Regions from separate parts of the Mus musculus genome. Here region 1 is linked to region 2. Evidence: chromatin loops called from intact Hi-C (ENCODE). Cell type or tissue: left cerebral cortex. All regions are shown on one strand.

Region 1 (2,500 bases), 77 kb after region 2:
CCTCATGTCTGGATACCCAAAGTTGGTGGCATTTACATGAATCCTGAATATTTAGGTATGCTCAATATTTTGACATGGCAATATGACATCATCATTTACAAAATCCATTCACAAGACCCTCTCCATTGAGTTACAGGAGCAAGAGAATAAGGCAGCCACTCCACAGCTCGCGCTCGCTCTCTCTCTCTCTCTCTCTCTCTCTCTCTCTCTCTCTCTCTCTCTCTCTCTCTCTCTGTGTGTGTGTGTGTGTGTGTGTGTGTGTGTGTGTGTGTGTGTGTGTGTGTGTGCAGTAGTAGTAGTAGTAGAAGACATTAGATCCTTTTGAGCTAAAGGTGCACATCTTTGTGAGCTACCCAACATGGGACCCAGAAAGCTTACCTAGAATCTTTAGAAGCACAGCAAACACGTATCTTCTGAGATAGCTCTCTAGTCCCAACCTTGTGCTTTAGTAAACTATTATTTTGTATTGGCTTCATTCATAGCTATCCTGGGGTACATGTTGTCCATGGCCTCCAGGCTAGATATGCCTGCTGGAACATCTATATTAAAATGTCCTCACAAAATAAAAGAGAAGGGCTTAGACTCTTAAAAGGAAGAAAAGTTTGCATTTTTTTCCTCATGCCTTCTTGCCTCTTAGTTACTGGGAATCCTTTCATTCTTTCCCAAACTTTCAGTCATGTATATTAGATATCAACATGAGGGTACATGATCTGTCATGAAAAAAAAAAAGCATCTTGGAGCCCCCAAATAAACCTCCTTTAGGATGAATTCAATATTGAAGATATCAGGATGAACTATAGAAACAATTCTTTCTGGGGGTAAGAGTGGAATTGAGTCTTTTTTTTTTTTTTTGAGAATCATATGCCTACAAACTACTCTCACACTCTGCTGGTTATGTGAATATTTTTTGTATGTGCTTAAAATCTGTTTTTGAGCAAGAAGAGTACATTCTGTGTCTAGCTGGTATAATTTTTCCAACTGCAGTATGCATAGGAGGTTGGAACATTTTTTTTTTATTTCTGGACTTTGTGAACCTTAGCACATATTTGCATATTGAATCTCTATAATCGTCATCTAAATATGTCAATTTTATTAATAAACTTAACACAATTTCAACCACGGCCTTGTCAAACTCTCTCCCAATCTTTTCACCTCCATACCTTATTATAGTAACCTTTGGCTGTACTCACAACTTTTCTAGCATATTTGGGAATGTACTACTTAGAATTTATATAACAAGAAACCTACATACAAAGAATTTAGCTAAAGTTTAGCTGCAAATGTGAACAAAATTAAGCCATTCTGTCAATATAATTACACTTTGAAGTGTTGATTTTCTCTGTGGTTTTGTCCATGCAATGCTCAGCAATTCTATGCATCTGTTCAGTTCAATTAAACCCCTAATAAATTCAACCAAGAGAAACAGTAAAACCACTTATCTGACTGGATTGATCAGCCAGTTCAATTGAAATACCTCATCTACCACATTACTTGGGGTGAAGTGAGTTGGACATTTTTTTTCTCTGATGAAAAAGAAAGGAAGAAGACTTTACAGAATTGACATCAACAAATTCCTTCACATTCTGAAGATGTGCCTCATTCTGTATTAGACTGCTAGCACCATGCTTGATCCGTGTGAAGTAAAATTGAAAGTTTATAAAGTTCAGAGGAGCTAAAGTGAATATACTTGAAGGTCAAATGGATAGGAGCTTTCTAGAATGGTTGGAAGGATAGTGTTGGCTCAGTTAAGAGAGCTGGAGATGTAGAGCTTCCTTTTATGAAGGAGAAGGACTTGCTGTGGTCAGGAGTACCAAAGGTTTCATCAGGAGAATCCCAGCGAAGATGAATTTGGAATGCGCTGGGGAAAATGCAGAAATCAGAGAAATAATTGTAAAACTTTTGCTTATGCGATGCTACAAAATTCACAGCAGGAATGGAATTCCTGTTATGACAAGGCAGAAAGTTATACAAGAGATTGGGTTCATCTGTTTATCAATGAAAGATGTTTTGGATACCATAAACTTCACAAAGTCCCACTCATGGGTTGTTTCATGGTGTATCCAGGATCTTCTTAGTTTGTGTCCTCTGTATCTTTGTTTTTCCTTTTGGCTTTCTTCTAGTACCAAGCCTCACCTTCGCTAGAGTTACCTGAGGATCATTTTGTACACACTCCTCTCATCATTCTCTCTGCTATATCCAGTTTTTTTTTAAGTTATTTTGTTGTTTATTAGAACACAAAAGTTATTCCCGTTGGATTCTAAACCCAATCCCTTATCTATTCGTTCTCTTTCTCCTTTGTAAAGATTGTCATAGCTGCTTTCATGGACCAAGGCATAATCAGAACAGCCTGTGAAAGACATGGTGGATTTGTGTGAAGGAAAAAGAAAAGATAGATAAAGTACTAAAATTAAGAATAAATTTTTAATATCACAGACTCAGGGCATAACTCTTAGGAATTTTTTGTACCAGACTTGAATGTCACTCTGTTTTCCCCTCTTCC
Region 2 (2,500 bases):
AGCTGAACAATACGTCAAATGTTCTTCTTCCTCAGTGGGTGATGGCTTCCTTACACCCTCTGCTTCTTGAATTTGGGTACCAGTGAGCCTTATGTGGACTAGATACTTAGCACACAATGTCTGTGGGCTCAAAGAGGATCCTAAAACAAGGTACACAGATGTATTCAAAATGTGCATGTATGAATTAACGAGTGCATCTGTAGATGCATTGAATATGCCCAGAAAGGAACTTATGAATCAAATAATGGGGTTGTTCCAAAGAGAAACATTGAGTGACTATGAGACAGAGGAGGAAAAAAAATGTGTTTCTCTGGGGATCTTTATAAATTTTGCATCTCATACATTTTACATTATAAACATATAGCACCTTTCAAAATATTTCAACAAGATGAAGAGGGCATGAGTATTCACATTTTACAAATGAGACATGTTCTAGTTTCACTTCTGTTGCTGTGATAAAACATCTTGACCAAAAGCCATATATGGAAAAAGGGGATTATTTGGCTTCTAAAACTGGGTTCTAATGCACCAGGCAGGGAAGTCACAGAGACAGGAGTTGGAGAGAGTTGGTTGTACCATATCCAGTCAGGAGGAGAGAAAAATGAATAGACCAGTGTTGCCTACCTCCTTGCTTAGTACCCCAATAGCCATCTCTGCTGTTACCCAGTTCAGCACTCTAAAGGAGGATATGCTGGGTCATCCTACATCAACTACTAACAATTGAGATAATCACCCAGAACTTACTCACAGGTCACCCTGACCTAGTTAATTCCCCACTAAGATTCTCTTCCCAGGTGATTCTCGGTTGTGACAAGTTGACATTTAAAATTAACCATCCCAAGGAGGTTGAGTATGTTAACTTTCCTATGCAAAGCCTCAAAATGATTATTCTTAGAAAAAATGTCAGTGCTGAGAATTGAGCGGATGTCTGTGTAACTCTCAAACTTAAAAGGAAAGAAAACTCTTGCTATATAATTATTTCTCAAAGTTTTTCTGAAGTGGGTAACTGTGCATTTATTAGGCTTACTCCTCAGAACACAGGCAGACATTTTCATGAATAATGTCTCCATTAGCTTGGCCATCAGGTTCCTATTTGCCAGGGGTTCTGTTTGATGGGCTGTATAGAGGCCATTACACAGGCTAGTTTTCATTGATCTCCAAGCTGGGTGTGGATTTATAAAAGCACGTGAGTTACCACAGCACATGAAATCATACACTAAAGAGAAGCTGAGACATCTAATTTACCAGCACTTTCTTTTTTATTGTCTTTGCCCATTAAAACCACTAATGATATTGTCCACCAATAGTTATCATTTGTATCTTCTGGGAATGAGACTTGACTGAAAGCTCATTTTGACTCAGGGAATTGCTACAGCCTCCATTTTGCTGACAGTGGAAAATGAGCATCCAACTCAGAAGTAAAATGTTAGTAAGTTAGAAAGTCCTCTGAGTTTATGAACTGATTCTTGCACTGAATATCCATGTGATCCATCCTTCCCAGGAGCACTCTAGCAGGAGAGGGTTGTCTGGGAAATCAGCTAAGCTTAACAGATGGAAGGCAGTTTCTCCCGAGAATGTCTGTGTTGCTGTAGGGCAAGCATTTACAAAGGCTGTAAACTTGCCTGTATGTTGTTGCTGATAGGTTTTTACTAGACCATCTCTCACCACTTGTAGCTGTCCTTTGTTCATTTTAGATTTAAGGCATAAAGATTCTTGCATCATTTTTTGTTTCACTTCTTCTTTAGAGAGGAGAATGGTACCAAGAAAAAAGCTGTATGCTGAAAATTAAGCCACTGGTATTTGAGTTCTTTCTCTCCATCCCAGCAGATATGTCCCTATGCCATTTCTTCTCCCTGGATTTCAGTTTCCAAGGTCAGAGTCAAGCCATGCATCTTCTAAGGTCTCTTCTATACCTCACGTGAAGTGATAATTACCCTATTCTCATCCAGGAGTCAAGAATTATTAAATGTATTTCACACTCGAGACACTTCTACATAAAATCACCCAATTATTTAAAACTGTGATCTGGGATTTTGTTACTCTGATATAAGTATACTGTACAGGGCTTTAAGGCAAACTCCTCCATCTTCAGGAGTTCAGCAGTGTCTGTTTGGAAAAGATCATAGATTGTTGACTACTGACCTTCCTGGAGGAGGAGAGATGGTCATGGAAGTAACATGCTACTCCTTCCACCCAGTTGTATGCAATTCTGTCCTAACTGCACATGCATCCAAGAGGACATAGAATTGTAAGAAGAGTCCATCTATGTGGCATGGGGAAGTAGTCATCTATTCTATATACAGACCTTCCAAGTATGGATGTTTTAAAGCCTTCTGTTCTGTTACATATAACCCCTCATCCATTACTTTGTAAGCCCAATAAACTCCACTGTATTATGGTGGACCTGTACCTTGGTTTGCTGTTTGGACAATAGGAGAAAACGATAATAGTTTTTGTTTGTTTATTTGGTATGTGTGTGTATGTGTGTGTGTGTGTGTCA

The links. A loop is a pair of places that touch in the nucleus more often than their neighbours do. Peaks named below come from ENCODE experiments on the same cell type or tissue, not always from the same donor. Only the 100,000 strongest peaks of a DNase experiment are listed, where the experiment ranks them.
Region 1: it touches region 2 in a loop (2.9-fold over the local background); 2 of 42 quality-filtered maps call a loop at or near these places.

The regions. Positions count from the first base shown.
Region 1 is chr6:107,164,840-107,167,339 of GRCm38, reverse strand. No RefSeq gene overlaps it. Among named protein-coding and RNA genes, the nearest start is that of Gm34933, 28 kb to the left of the region's middle. In left cerebral cortex, no CTCF peak of the experiment used is centred here; DNase peaks (open chromatin) are centred at 459 and 1,080; H3K27ac peaks cover 953 bases.
Region 2 is chr6:107,241,674-107,244,173 of GRCm38, reverse strand. No RefSeq gene overlaps it. Among named protein-coding and RNA genes, the nearest start is that of Gm34933, 48 kb to the right of the region's middle. In left cerebral cortex, no CTCF peak of the experiment used is centred here; DNase peaks (open chromatin) are centred at 427 and 1,536; H3K27ac peaks cover 536 bases.